2 separate regions of the Homo sapiens genome follow, and region 1 is linked to region 2. The links are chromatin loops, found by intact Hi-C in ENCODE. Cell type or tissue: spleen. All regions are shown on one strand. Region 1 overlaps ZNF592 (zinc finger protein 592). Region 2 overlaps SEC11A (SEC11 homolog A, signal peptidase complex subunit).

Region 1 (8,000 bases), 62 kb after region 2:
TGTCTGTCTCCTTCCAGTGGATTATCAGCTCTACATGGGCAGGAATTTCATTTGTTCTGTTCACTGTGGTGTCCACTGTGGTATCCACAGTGACTAGAACAAGGCCTGGCACACAGTAATGGTGCTCAATATTATTGAATGAATGAAAGTACATGCGTGCATGTCTGCGGTGTGTGTGTGGTGTAGAGATAGGGTAGCAAAGGGCAGTGTAGCTAGCAGCTGGAGTAGGAGAGAAGGAGTGTGGTTGGGTGGAAGAGAGGAGGATGAAGAGGATGCTCTCAGTAGGAACGGAGTTCAGAGACATGGTCCAGTCTGTTCCAGTCTCTATACCCCATCTCTTACTGGTGCTGTTCAGCAGGGAGGCAGTGAGTTGGTGCTGCAAGACCAGTGAGGGGCAGCTGCTGAAAAACACAGTAGCCCTGGTCTTAGGCCTAGATTATGGAGGTTTTTGAAAGCCTGGCCCAGGGCTTGGACCTAATATGGTAGGCTACAGGAAGAAGTTTTTTTTTTTTTAGGACAGAGTTTCCCTCTTGTTGCCCAGATTGGGGTGCAATGGCACAATCTTGGCTCACTGCAACCTCCATCTCCCGGATTCAAGCAATTCTCTTGCCTCAGCCTCCTAAGTAGCTGAGATTACAGGCATGCGTCACCACACCTGGCTAATTTTTTTGTATTTTTAGTAGAGATGGGGTTTCGCCATGTTGGCCAGGCCAGTCTCAAACTCCTGACCTCAGGTGATCCACCCACCTTGGCCTCCCAAAGTGCTGAGATTACAGGCATGAACCACCATGCCCGGCCCAGGGAGTTTTTGAGCAGAGTAAGTGACCTGATAAAAATGGTGTTTGGGAAGGATTAGTCTTAAAGAAATTTGCAGGATGACCAAGTAGGGAAAGACCAGAGAGGGCAAGGAAAGAGCAAGGACCAGGGGGTCGGCAGACATGGGATGGAGCAGATGACATCAGTGAGACTTGGTAATGGCGGGATGCTCCCCAACTGCTGTGTGGCTGCCTTGACAAAGGCTTCCAGTGCTTCCAATGTGGTAGAGTTTAAAGTGTTGTCAGTGGTTTCAAGTGAGTTTTGGAAGCAGGTGGGGTGTAAGTAGGAGAAAGGAAAAGGAAGGGTCATCCTCAGGTTGCTGAAGGTGTTCATCAGGTTGAGGGGTCTGGGGGTAAGCAGGCAATAGTATCCCAGATGGCACCTTCACCTCACGGGCTGTAATCCCAGGAGAGGAGCCTGTCTGTTCTTTCTGGTCTGCTGAAAACTCTTCCTGTCTGAGTACAGCTGTCAGTGCTCTCAGGCTTTCTTCTGAATCTGCACATATGCTAAGATGATATCTGAAAGCCATTTGTTCCATCACCTTTCAAGTTCATTTTCTGTTTCCGTATGTTTATTTCTCAGAACAAATTGTCTTTGACGAACAAACCCATTGGATTGGATTAATTGTCTAGAAATACTTATTTCTGAAAGTATTTCTGAATGGTTTCTGTTTCATTAGGCTTCTATCCTGTTTTTGATAAGGGTTGTGCCAAGATGAGATCAGTGAAGAAGTGTTTTTGGTATAATCAACCAAACGGCTGCTTCTTTATGATCTTTTGGTATGAGTCATATTTTGAGATTTGTGTTCCTGATGTGTTCATTTAGAGTATATATGTGATGGTCTGCTATGTGCCAGGCACTATTCTAGGCACTGGGAATATAACAAGGAACAAAATAAACACAAATCTTACTCTTATAGGGCTCATTCTGGTTTGTATGCATTTATAGATAATAAGTAAGATAAAATATAAGAGATGGTGAAAAGTGTTATGGAGAAAAATGAAGCAGGCTTGGTGGATGAGGGGTTTGGTGGGGAGGAAGGTCTTCTATTTTAAATTGAGAAGTCAGAGAAATCTCATGGATTAAATGGCCTTTGAGCGGAGGTCTGAAGGAAGTGAGAGAGGGAGCCACGCAGATATCTGAGAAAAGAGCAATCAGATTGGAGAAAAGAGCAAGTGCAAAAGCCCTTCAGGCTGGGGAGGGTTTAAGGAACCCATGGGGGAAGGTACGGATTTTGGGGATCCTATGGTGGCTCCACCTCTGTAATTTCTGGTTTAATTGGTCTGAGCTGGGGTTAGGCATTAGGATCGCTCCAGGTCTAAGAAGCACTGGTCTGAGGGTTAAATAAGCCTTATCCCCTGTATTTGGTGGAGAGATTTGAAGGGTAACTGTGAGTAGGAGACTTCAGCTGCTCTGATGGGAAGGGCAAGCAAGGGCCCCCTGACCTTGCCAGGAATAACAGGAATCTTCCACAGTAATAAAAACTCTTCAGTTTATGTCCCTTTTCTTATTTGATTACCTCACCTCTCTGGGCCTCAGTTTCCTTGCTTGTAGAGTAAGTGGTTTAAATTTAATGGTTTTCTAGAATCTCTTTGGCTCCGATAGTCCTGAATCTTTCTAGTGTTGGAAGAAGCTCTAATCTAGAACAGTGTTCTAGAGCAATGTTGTCTAATCTTGGTCTTATAACACTCTAAGTTGTGTCATCATTATGGCAAGGGCTGTGGTGAATGTCTCAATACCAAATTGAAGGAAAATTTGTGCCCTATTCAGTAGCACCTTGGGAAGATGAGTGTGTTGGGAAACTTGAAATGTGAAAACTGACCTGCTGGTTTGGAGTCCAAAGTACAGGGGCAGCTTGGTCCTTGGGGGCAGGCAGGAGCCTGAGTGCCAGTCTTAGTTCACTCACTGGTGAGTTCCTTGTGCAGTGTGAAGAGTGTGTTATAAACTGTAAGATTCCTACACATCCAAGCATGCGTGTGTGATTAGGGTGACCTGGGAGAAGCAGCCAGCCTGGAAGTGAAGCCTGACACTCAGGTTTGTTAGCCATTCTGCATCCAAACTGCATGATTGCGCATGTGAGAGAGACTGTCTGGATAACCCAACAGAAACTGGTGGCCAGAGGAACCAAGGTTAATCTGGAGTAAATAACCTAGTATACTCATTGGAGCACCTCCCAATTTATTTACTATTGGACAGCAGACCTAAGACACCCCTTGGCCCCTGATCTCTAACTTTTGTCCTCATTTGGACAGCACAGTGTCTGCTTGTTAGTTTATGTTTTGAAATGTGAAAGCCCAAATAAGAAAAGGAAAAACTTCAGGAAAGTTTTCTCTAGTTTCTTTCTGTAGAATTGAGATAATTAGTTTCTTTCCCTTCCCTTCTACATTTTTACATTAATATTGTCTGTATTACTATTTAGAATCCAAACTAAATGTTGGTCTGTCAAAACTGGACAAAAATGAAGTCAAGCGAGGGAATGCAGGATTAGAGTGAGAATGGGCAGAACGAGAAATTCAGGGAATGAGTCCTTTTATTAGGTAACTTGTGGGTATATGTAGTTGATGGGCCGTTAACCAGTGTTTCTCAACGCTAGTCAATTAAATCTGAATCTTAGAGGGGTAGTGGCCAAGTATTAGTAGCTTCCAAAGTTCTCAAGGTGATTCTCATGTTTGGCTACAGTTAGGGATCACCTAGTTTTTAAAAAAGAGTTCTGCCGACTTTCCTCTTTTTGACCCTCATTCTCATCACCTGCTCTGTGCTGACCTCTTCCTACACTGCTATCTGCCCCCGCCATGATTTCTGCAGCTCACCTGCCCCCCTGGCCCCTGCTTGGCCCTCTGCTTCTTCAGCTTCAGCGGGCATCCCGAGCACTGGAGGAGGAGTTGTGTGGAGGGGTAAACTAAACCCGGCTTTACTTCCCTTGTCTTTCTGTCCTCTCTGCATGCAATTTCTGGGGCACTCTGAAAACTTAGGAGGGAAAGCTTGGTGGCCACTGAGGTTGGTGGCATAATGCTTAACAAACATGTATTTGCTATGTGAAAGACAGTGTTTTAAGAGCTTTATAAATATTAACTCATTTGATCCCTATAATAGCCCATTTTACATATGGGGAAACAGACAGAGATGAAGAATCTTCCCCCAGGTCTCAAGGCTAGTAAGTAGTAGAACTAGGATTTGAACCCGGATGGAGTCTGTGCTCTGAAGCACCAGCCTGTAATAGAGGGAGGGGAGCAGACGTGGAGCTGGGAAAAGTTTTGTCTTTGACTACATTTGTGGCCTGCTTGAATTTACATTTGGGGATTTTTCTCAGGGTCTTACTTACACTTGGATTATTATTATTAGTTTTTTTAAACTATCTTTCCTTACTCTAACACTTACCTTCAGACCCACTTAAAAAAAATTTTGTTTTTCTTCTTTCCTTAGGTGGTGTTTGGACTCTAGACCATGTGCCTAGGTAGAAGTTTTTCCTTTCTCCGCAGCTCTGCTCCCCTAGCAACGCTCGCCACACCCTTGTTTTGAGATCCTCTCTAAGGTATGATGTCTAGGCTGACCTGAACTGGCCTTGAAAAGCCAAGAGTTTGAACATGAGATTTTTTTGTTCCCTGGATTTTGTTTTGTTTTGTTTTGTTTTTTTTTGATGATAAAATACATATAACAAAAGTTACCATTTTTAAGTGTGCAGCTCAGTGGCATTAAATACATTCACAGTTGTACAAGCATCACCACTGTCCATCTCCAGAACCTGATATCATCTCATACTAAAACTCTGTACCTATTAAACAGTAACTCCCTCTCTCTCTCCTGCTAACCCCTGGCAACCAATTCTACTTCTTGTCTCTATGAATTTGCCTACTCTAGGGACCTCATGTAAGTGGAATCATTCAGTATTTGTCTGTTGTAGCATGTGTCAGAATTTCCTTCCTTTTTAAAGTTGAATGATATTCCATTGTGTGTATATACCACATTTTGTTTATCCTTTCATCTGTTGATAGATACTTGGGTTACTTCCACCTTTGAGTGTTATGAATAATCCTGCTATGAACATGGGTGTACAAGTATCTTGTGTCCTCCCGCTCTTAATTCTTTTGAGTATATACCCAGAAGTGGAATTGCTGGATCATATGGTAATTCTGTTTAATTTTTTAAGGAACTGCCAACTGCTTTCTATAGCAGCTGCACCATTTTACATTCCTACCAGCGATGCACAAGGAATCTGATTTCTCCACATCCTCACTAGCACTTGTTATTATTGTTTTTTTTTTTTTTTTTTTTTTGAGACAGAGTCTTGCTCTGTTGCCAGACTGGAGTGCAGTGATGTGATCTTGGCTCACTGAAACCTCCACCTCCCGGGTTCATGCCATTCTCCTGCCTCAGCCTCCTGAGTAGCTGGGACTACAGGTGCATGCCACCATGCCCAGCTAAATTTTATATTTTCAGTAGAGACGGGGTTTCACCATGTTGGCCAGGATGGTCTCCATCTCTTGACCTGTGATCTGCCTGCCTCGGCCTCCTAAAGTGTAGGGATTACAGGCATGAGCCACCGCACCCAGACTTGTTTTGTTTTTAAATAATAGCCATCCTGATGAGTGTGTGATTGGACCCATAAAGTCTACTAGCCAAGGGGTGGGTCCCTATTGTGTTGAAATGTACACATATAGAAAAAAAATATGATAAACCTCTGTGTACTCACTCAGATTCGGTAGTTATCAATTCATGGTCCTTTTTTTTTTTTTATGTTTTGTTTTTTTGAGACAGGGTCTCACTCTGTCACCCAAGCTGGAGTGCAGTGGTGTGATCAAGACTCACTGCAGCCTTTACCCCCTGGGTTCAAGCAGTCCTCCCACCTCAGCCTCCCGAGTAGCTGGGACTACAGCACACACCACCGTGCCTGGCTACATGGTCAATCTTGTTTCATTTATGTGTCCCCTCCTTGCTGTCTTCCTCTTGCCCTGTGTTATTTTGAGGCCAATTCCAAATGTCACATCATTTTATCTGTAAACATTTCACTATGTGAAGGCTCTTAATAGTCCATTTGTCTAATCATAGGAAGGCACATAGGGACATGTTAGGTTATCATTCCCTTGGATCACCAGGGACATACAATAGGCACATACAGAACACCTGGATATTGGATCCGTTGCCATGCTGGATTGTTGGTGAAAGGCTGCTTTGGCTGGGGCCCTACTTTCTTGCTGAAGGCTGGCTTCCCTCAGGTCTGAGCAGTCATGGTGAAAGAGCACACCCAGATCTCTGTTGAGAGGGGAAGGAGAGAAGAGGGAGGAAGAGAGGCATGAGGGAGAGAGCAGGAGCTGGAGAGTTGGGGGGCGGATAGAGAGACAGAGAGAGAGAGGACAGGGGAAGAGAAGAGAGGGAGAGAAAGTGTACCGTGGAGGAAGGAATAGAGGGAGAGAGGATGAGAAAGAGTGTGTGTGTGTGTGTGTGTGTGTGTGTGTGTGTAAGAAAAGGGGAATAAGAACAGAACACTTGGGAGAGAAACTTTACCAGCCCTTTGACTCACCAGCTCGTAAACTCCTGTGGTGATCTAAGGCAACCATAGGGATGCCTCTAAGAGTAATAGCATGCTCCTCGTGTCCCTCCAGACCTGTCAGTTTAGGAAGCTTTGGAACTGTAGGTTGTCTGTGGTAGATAAGACTGGTGGCACCCTCAAAACCACCAAAGAAAGAGTGATCCTGTGAAATGGCCACTTTCTGTTTTCTTTTTGTTTTTCCGAGATGGAGTCTCATTCCGTAGCCCAAGCTGGAATGCAGTGGCGTGATCTCGGCTCACTACAGCCTTCGCCTCTGGGGCTCAAGTGATTCTTCTGCCTCAGCCTCCCAAGTAGCTGGGACTAGAGGCGTACACCACCACACCCGGTTAATTTTTTTGTATTTTTAGTAATTTTTTTGTATTTTTGTAGAGATTTTTTGTATTTTTAGTTTCACCATGTTGCCTGGGTGGTCTCGAACTCCTGAGCTCAGGCGATCCGCCCGCCTCGGCCTCCGAAAGTGCTGGAATTACAGATGTGAGCCACCGTACCCGGCCAACACTGTTTTCTAGGGTCCTTTGCGTCGGAAGTTGAGGCTTGGTTCCCAGCAGGTCTGAGGCTGCTGGCTTCTTGCTTAAATTTAGGGGTCCCCACTACCAAGAGATGATGCATTTACAAAGTTTACTGGGAGGAACACACCAGGATGGTGTGTGAACAAGAGGAGTCCTGTCCCCCTTTTTCTCAAATCTCTGGGTCCTGTTTCCTTCTAACAAAGTGTGGTGCTAGGTTATTGCTGAGATCTGTTTGCAAAGAAGGAAAGGTAAAGGGGGTACGGGTTACAAAGTATCAGTTTGTATCTAAATTGTCAGCTCTGTGTAAACTGTGCTTGCTGCCTATGCCTAGTTTCTGCTTGTCCCAGTCAGTTTTATTGTCTTGTATAATCCCAGCTCCCTCCAGTTCTGTCTTTTTCTATCTTTTAAAAAATATAGCAGCTTTATTGAGATATAATTCACATGCCATACAATTTACCCATTTAAAGTGCACAATTCAATGGTATTTCAGTTTGTTCACGGACTTGTATTTTCTTTTTTTTTATTTGTTTCTTTTCTTTTCTTTTCTTTTTTTTGAGACAGGGTTTTGCTGTGTCACCTACCCTGGAGTGCAATGGTGCAATCACAGCTCACTGCAGCCTCAACCTCCCAGGCTCAAGCAATCCTCCCACCTCAGCCTTTTGAGTAGCTGGGACTACAGACATGTGCCACCACGCCCAGCTAATTTTAATTTTAATTTTAATTTTTTTTTTTTGTAGAGATGGGGTTTTGCCATGTTGCCCAGCTGGTATTGAACTCCTGGCCTCAAATGATCTACCTGCCTTGGCCTCACGCTTGGGATTACAGCCACGAGCCATAGTGCCTAGCCAGTATCTTCTTATCTTCTTTCCTTTTCTTTCTTTCTTTCTTTCTTTTTTTTTTTTTTTTTTTTGAGACAGTTGTGCTCTGTCGCCCAGGCTGGAGACTGGAGTGCAGTGGCGCGATCCCAGCTCACTACAACCTCTGCCTCCTGGGTTCAAGCGATTCTCCTGCCTTAGCCTCCCAAGTAGCTAGGATTACAGGTGTGCACCACCACACCTGGCTAATTTTTGTATTTTTAGTAGAGACAAGGTTTCATCATGTGGACCAGGCTGGTCTTGAACTCCTGA
Region 2 (8,000 bases):
AAAACACATTTAACATATACAAACACATGTACAGCAGCTTCCCTCATAATAGCCTCAAACCGGAAATAACTCAAATGCCCATCAACAGATGAATTCAGGCTCACTGGAACATTTTGGATTTTGGATATTTCAGATTTGGGATGTTCAACCGGTAAAATGCAAATAGAAGTATTCCAAAATAAAAAAAAAGTCCAAAATACTTCTGGCCCCAAGCATTTCAGATAACAGATACTCAACCCGTACATAAATCGTAGTATTTCCACAAAATGGAATACTACTCAGGAATACAAAGGAATTAACTATTGACACATGCAACATAGGTGAATTTCCAAAATATGCTGTCCTGGCCAGGAGTGGTGGCTCATGCCTATACTCCCAGCACTTTGCGAGGCCAAGGAGGGCAGATCACTTGAGGCCAGGAGTTTGAGACCAGCCTGGCCAACATGGCGAAACCCCATCTCTACCAAAAATACAAAATTTAGCCAGGCGTGGTGGCACGTGCCTGTGGTCCCAGCTGCTCGGGAGGTTGAGGTGGGAGGATGACTTGAACCTGGGAGGCAGAGGTTGCAGTGAGCTGAGATCACACCACTGCACTCCAGCCTGGGCAACAGAGCAAGACTCTTGTCTCCAAAAAAAAAAAAAAAAAAACCAGGAAACAAAAAAAACAAAATATGCTGTTCTAGCCAAAATGAGTTAAAGAGACCAAATTTACCTTCCTGCCTGAAATAACTAAAACACTGGACAAAATATATGAAACAAGGGTTTTCGGACATTGGCTATATGACTGTGTTCAGGTAGTAAGGACTGTGATTACTTAGAAAGGGGAAACAAAGAAGGTGAGACCTACAACTGCCTCAACTTATAGATCGGAGAATTTCCAGACCACAGGGCAAAGGAGAAATGCAGACAGAGCCTAGCAGTCTCCCTGACTTGAGGATAAAGAACTGGGGAGTTCAGCCAGGCACGGTGGCTCATGCCTGTAATCCCAGCTCTTAGGGAGGCAGAGGCAGGAGGATAGCTTGAGCCCAGGAGTTCAAGACCTGCCTGGGCAATACAGCAAGATCCCCGTTCTCCACGGAAAAAGAAAAAAACAAAGACACACACACACAAAAAAAAGAACTGGGAGTTCAGGGAGGCAAAAGCAATGATCAGTGCATGCATGTGAGGGGACTCCTGAGGATGGAAAAACAACCATCTAAAAGCAGCGGATGGAACAATTCTCACAGCTCTTATGGCGTAAGAATAGTTTGTTTCCACCAGACAGAGTGGAAATCTTCACGGGGCTTTGGATTAGAGTACTCAGAAAGGTATTACTCACTTGTAGTGCAAAATTAGCCACAGACTAAAGGCCGCTCTGGATCCATCTAACAAAGCTTCACAAGAGCTTGAGAAGACCAAACTGTTTCCAACTAACTTGCCTGTAACCCAGAATAAAGCTCAAGAATATTTATGCAAATCCAAACATATCCAGCACCCAAAAAGGTAAAATTCACAAAGTCTGGCAACCAATAAAAAACTACCAGACATGCAAAGAGGCAAGAAAATATGACCTATAATGAGAAAAATCAATAAACAGAAACAGACCCAGAAATGGCAGAAATTATAGGATTAGTAGAAAGGGATATTTGCTGGGCGAGGTGGCTTATGCCTGTAATCCCAGAACTTTAGGAGGCCAAGGCGGGCAGATCACATGGTCAGGAGTTCTAGACTGGCCTGGCCAACATGGTAAAATCCCATCTCTACTAAAAATACAAAAATTAGCCGGGCATGGTGGCGCATGCCTGTAGTCCTAGCTAATCAGGAGGCTGAGGCAGGAGAATTGCTTGAACCCAGGAGGTGGAGGTTGCAGTGAGCCGAGATCACACCACTGCATTCGAGCCTGGGTGACAGAGGAAGACTCTGTCTCAAAAAAAAAAAAAAAAAAAAAAAAAAAAAAAAAAAAAAAAAAAAAAAGGTAGGGGAAAAGTTAGCACATTAAGTAGAGATGTGGATGATAGAAAAAATATCCAGAGGCCAGGCGCGGTGGCTCACACCTGTAATCCCAGCACTTTGGGAAGCCGAGGCAGGCAGATAACCTGAGGTTGGGAATTTGAGACCAGCCTGACCAACATGGAGAAACTCTGTCTCTACTAAAAATACAAAATTAGCCAGGCGTGGTGGCGCATGCCTGTAATCCCAGCTACTAGGGAGGCTGAGGTAGCAGAGTCACTTGAACCCGGAAGGCAGAGGTTGCAGTAAGCCGACATCACGCCATTGCATGTACTCCTACCTGGGCAACAAGAGCGAAACTCCATATCAAAAAAAAAAAAAAAAAAAAAATCCAAGACCTAAATCAAACTTCTAGAGACAAAAAATAACAATGTCTGAAATAAACAGCAGACAGGTGAAAATAACAGCTGACTAGGCACCTCAGAAGAAAAGTTTAGCAAACTTGAAGTCATAACAATAGAAATTATCTCAAATGAAAAAGCAAATAGGAAAAAAAAAAAAAAAAAGACTGAGCCAGGCATGGTGGCATGCACTTATAGTCCCAGCTACTCAGCAAGAGGCTGTAGTGGGAGGATCACTTGAGCCTATGAGTTTGAGACCAGCCTGGGCAACATAGCAAGACTCCATCTCAATAACAATAATAATAATAATTTTTTTTTTGAGATGGAGTTTTGCTCTTGTTGCCTAGGGTGGAGTGCAATGGCATGATCCCAGCTCACTGCAACCTCCACCTCCCGGGTTCAAGCAATTCTCCTGCCTCAGCCTCCCAAGTAGCTGGGATTACAGGCATAATAGATACTTATATTTTATACTTATTGAGATCATGCCACTGCACTCCAGCCTGGGCAACAAAGCAAGACTCCGTTTCAAGAAAAAAAAATGTAAATGATCTAAATACTATACTTAGAAGTTAAATATTGTCCACTTGGATAAATAAAACAACGTTCAATTATATGCTGCCTACAAAAAATGCACTTTAAATATAAAGACACAAATATTGTGAAAGAAAAAAAGAGAAAAACACATATCATGCTTACATTAATCAAAAGAAAATTGAAGAAAAAAAAAGCAAGCTGGAGTGGTTGCATTAATATCATACAAAGTAGATTTTGGCCGGGCACAGTGGCTCACACCTGTAATCCCAGCACATTGGGAGGCCAAGGTGGGCGGATCACAGGTCAAGAGATCGAGACCATCCTGGCCAACATGGTGAAACCCCATCTTCACTAAAAATACACAAATTAGCTGGGTGTGGTGGCGTGCGGCTGTAGTCCCAGCTACTTGGGAGGCTGAGGCAGGAGAATTGCTTGAACCCGGGAGGCGGAGGTGGCAGTGAACCGAGATCGTGCCACTGCACTCCAGCCTGGAGACACAGCGAGAGTCTGTCTCAATAACAATGATAATAATAATAATAATAATAGGGAGGTAAGTTCATCATGAGAATGTAAAAATTCTAAACATTTCTGCAACTAATAACCCGGCTAATTTTTTCAAAAATTTTTGGCTGGGCGCAGTGGCTCACACCTGTAATCCCAGCACTTTGGGAGGCCGAGGTAGGCGGATCACCTGAGATCAGGAGTTTGAGACCAGCCTGGCCAACATGGTGAAACCCCATCTCTACTAAAAATACAAAAATTAGCTGGGCGTGGTGGCGGGCACCCGTAATCCCAGCTACTCGGGAGGCTGAGGCAGGAGAATCACTTGAACCCGGGAGGCTCACTGCAACAGTGAGCCAAGATCGCATGCACCACTGCACTCCAGCCTGGGCAGCAAAAGCGAAACTCCGTCTCAAAAAAAAAAAAAAAAATTTTAGAGATGAGGTCTTGCTATGTTGCCCAGGCTGGTTTCAAACTCCTGGGCTCAACAATCGTCCTGCCTCAGCCTCCTGAGCAGCTGAGATTATAGACACAAGCAACAGTGCCCAGTTTATAAATATATTTATACCAATATATTACACAACTTTACATATTAGACAACTTTGATGAAGTAAGTCAATTCCTTGATACCAACTACCAAAATTCACTCAAGAAGAAATAGACAACCTGAATAGACCTACATATAATTTGAATTTATGGATTTAAAATCTTCCCACAAAGAAAACTCCAGGCTCAGATGGTATTCACTGGCAAATTCCACCAGACATTTAAGGAAAACAATTCTAACAATTCTACACACTAACTCTTCCAGAAAATTGCAGAAAAGTGAATACTCCCCAACTTACTCTATTTATTTAGTAAGCCCATTTTAAGCCAGTTTTAAGTAAGGTTCCGCAACAGGTCCAAGCTTTGAAAGCTGTACTAGTACCTGGGATTACAGTAGTACCCACGTGACTCAGAAGATTTCATGATGACTGGTGTGTCTGTAATGGATAGGGATGCTATATGGAGCCATCAGCAGTCCTTTATAAGTAAATGACAGGCAAGACCTTTGGGATTGGGGACAAAGCTATACTGTCCTTTGGAGAATTATTCTCCTCTTGAGTAACAGCTTTTTGTTTGCTACTGAGTTCTTGTAGAGACTAACAACTTGACCATGGGCCAAGTTACCATGTGACCTGAACTCCCTGACATGCACCGGATGCCTGGACGCTGTCAGATTCACCAAGCCAAAAAATAGGGCATGCACAGCAGTAAGTACTCCATCATTAAGTGTAAGTGGTATACAGAAGACTGGGCTCAAGCATGTCTTGAAGACACAAGTAAATATGAGCAAGTGACTCAGATACCCATGGCTCCTAACGATGCTACCCTGCTTCCTCTCTCATCTTGCATTTACTGCCTCATGAGGAGCTCCCTCTGACAGCTGACTAAGGAACACTTTAGGCCTGATTTGTGATGGTTCAACATAAACCCTCTAGCACTAACTGAAAGCAGACAGCTATAGCATTACAATCTCATGCAGGGTTGATCATGAAGGATTGTGAGGAAGAGAAATCCTCCCAATGGGCAGCTTCAAGCGATACAGCAGTTGTTCATTTTGCCTGGATGGAGAGATGACTACAGATGTAGATTTACATTGATTCAAAAATGACTAGCAGTTTGGCTGGATGGACAGCGACTTGGAGGGGACATCACTGGAAAGTTGAGACAAGAAGTCTGAGGAAGAGATATGTGGATGGAGCACTCCAAATACGTATATAGAATATGAAGATAATTGTGTGCCATATAAGTGCTCATCACAGAATTACCTCAGCAGAAGCTCTTAATAATCAGGTGAACAAAAATGACTTCTTCTGTGGATGTCAGTCAGCCTATTTCCCCAGCCACCTGTCTTACCCAACGGACTCATGACCAAAGTGGCTGCAGCAGCCAAGATAAAGGTTAGCAACATGGACTTCCACTCACCAAGACCTATTAGGTTCTAGCCAACACTGAGTGACTACCCTGCCAACCGCAAAAAACCAACACTGCCACCAATCCTGATGGCACGCTGATCATACTGGATCATTTCAATCATGAAAGGAACAGCAATTTCTTCTTGCTAGAGTAAACTCCGGATATAGATTGGTCTTCCTTGTCCTTAGTATTTCTGTCAAAAAGCACCATCCATGATCTTACAGAATGCCTTATTCCTCATTGTGGTATCCCATACAACATTGCTTCTGACAGGGGGACTTACTTTATAGCAACTAAAACACAGCAGTGGACAAGCAGTCATGGAATTCACTAGTCTTACTATGTCCCTCATCACCTTGAAGTAGCTGGCCTGAAATAATAGAATAGTAGGCCAGTTTTCGATTTATTGTCTCTCAACTCCAAATCCACCCTCCTTCCTTGTGTTACTCAAGCTGAATCCTATAAACACAAATCCTCCGCCAGCTAGCTTAATGTTAGGTTTAATTAATAAAGGGTATTGAAAGACCACTGCAAAGCAACAGAGGGCTTCCCTTCCTGGTTTCAACATGATTTTATTCCACCTGATACCCAGTGGGTCTGTGTGTTGGAAGCCTGATAGTGCTCACCTCAGGGACCATCAAGGTTGACTCCAGCCCACACTCACTCTCTGCCAAATTTCTTAACCTTCCAGTAATTCACGACTATAAACCAGCTCCAGGTCAGTACTCTGGCAAATGGTATTGCCATGATAGGTTGCATGTTCCTGTGGCAGCCAAACCCTCACCAAAAGGTCTGAATCTCAGGCTTGGGAGGGGTTTGGGGTAAGGTGCTTTCTTAGTTCTTTCTTTGTTCACTCTTCCTCATCCTGGAGGATAGTAGCTGTTTTCTGCATATGCTACTTCTGGAGTCTTTTTTTTTTTCTCTTTTTAAAGAGAAAGGGTCTCATTCTGTTGCCCAGGCTGGAGTACAGTAGTATGATCATAGCTCACTGCAGGCTCAAACTTCTGGGCTCAAGTGATTCTCCCACCTCAGCCTACCGAGTAGCTAGGACTACAGGTGAGTACCACCACGCCTGGCTAATACTTTAATTTCTTGTAGAGACGGGGTCTCACTATATTGCCCAGGCTGGTCTTGAACTCCTGGCCTCAAGTGATCCTCCTGTCCAGGCTTCCCAAAGTGCTGGGATTATAGGCCTGAGCCACTGAGCCCAGCCAAGAGTCCTCTTTTATCCCTTTTTAGTAGTTTAGCATCTTTTAGTAGTTAACAGTTACTTATATTAGATTTTCCCTGTTCAATTACTGCTACAGTTACTGTCTTCTGCGTGACAGAAATGGCCTTTTCAGAATGCAGTTATGGCACCAGCTAGGTGGCAACACTTTGTGGGGCTGGGGTAATGTCTAATGTTCTCCAGTATGTTGTATATGATCTGAACTGACAACCAACATTTGGTGCTGTTTTTTCTATAGCTAGGATTCACTAGTCCAGGAATTAAAGGATAGGAATGGGTGTGACTCCTCTCATTATTACCCCTAATGATCTGGTAGCGAAATTTCTGCTTCCAGACCAGGCGCAGTGGCTCACACCTGTAATCCCAGCACTTTGGGAGGCCGAGGCAGGTGGATTACCTGAGGTCATGAGTTCGAGACTAGCCTGGTCAACATGGTGAAACCCCGCCTCTACTAAAAATACAAAAATTAGCCAGGCGTGGTGGTGTGCATCTGTAGTCCCAGCTACTCAGGAGACTGAGGCAGGAGAACCGCTTGAACCCAGGAGGCAGAAGTTGCAGTGAGCCGAGATCGCACCACTGCACTCCAGCCTGGGCAAGAGAGCGAGATTCCATCAAAAAAAAAATTATGCTTCCCATCCTTACAACTTTTAAATCTGCTGATTTAAAGGTTTTATTTATTTATTTATTTTGAGATGGAGTCTTGCTCTTGTCACCCAGGCTGGAGTGCAGTGGCACGATCTCAGCTCACTGCAACCTCTGCTTCCTGGGTTCATGCGATTCTCCTGCCTCTACTGAGTAGCTGGGAATACAGGTGCCCGCCACAATGTCCAAAAATTTTTTTATTTTTAGTGGAGACGGGGTTTCACCTTGTTGGCTAGGCTGGTCTCGAACTCCTGACCTCAGGTGATCCACCTGCCTCAGCCTCCCAAAGTACTAGGATTACAGGCATGAGCCACCATACCTGGCCTGATTTAAAGGTTTTAATTCACAAAGGTTTTAATCCATCCATTAAGGGACATAATGGTTCCATTAAACTGAATGTTAAGACTGCTACTTGGTCACTTCGGGCTCCTCATTCTAGAGAACCAAAATGCAGCAGGGTTATAATTGGCTAGGGTGATTGATCCTGACCATCAGAGAGAAATAGGGTTGCTACTACACCATGAGGGAAGCAAATATAACTGGAATATAGGGGATCTCTGGGGCCCCTCAGTACTCCCATCTAAAAGTCAGTGAAAACTCCAACAACCCAATTCAGGTAGGACTTCTTATGACAACCCTTCAATAAAGAAGGGTAGGTCACCCCATCAGGCAAGAAATTATGACCAATTTAGGTTCTTGCTGAGAGCAGAGAAAGAAAACAGCTATGATCATGTGACCAATTACAGAAACAAAGGATAGTTATAACAGAAACGTAACTTTTGTTTTATCTTTATTCGAAAGCTAAC

Evidence for each region. Peaks named below come from ENCODE experiments on the same cell type or tissue, not always from the same donor. Only the 100,000 strongest peaks of a DNase experiment are listed, where the experiment ranks them.
Region 1: it touches region 2 in a loop (2.2-fold over the local background); 9 of 110 quality-filtered maps call a loop at or near these places.

Annotation. Positions count from the first base shown.
Region 1 is chr15:84,760,468-84,768,467 of GRCh38, forward strand. ZNF592 (zinc finger protein 592) reads left to right here. Exons shown (of 11, transcript NM_014630.3): 2 at 4,240-4,348. Among named protein-coding and RNA genes, the nearest start is that of ZNF592, 16 kb to the left of the region's middle. RefSeq lists enhancers at 147-648, 5,621-6,122, 6,123-6,622. In spleen, no CTCF peak of the experiment used is centred here; no DNase peak of the experiment used is centred here; H3K27ac peaks cover 2,633 bases.
Region 2 is chr15:84,698,688-84,706,687 of GRCh38, forward strand. All of the region lies in intron 1 of SEC11A (SEC11 homolog A, signal peptidase complex subunit), which reads right to left. Among named protein-coding and RNA genes, the nearest start is that of SEC11A, 13 kb to the right of the region's middle. In spleen, no CTCF peak of the experiment used is centred here; a DNase peak (open chromatin) is centred at 4,564; H3K27ac peaks cover 1,674 bases.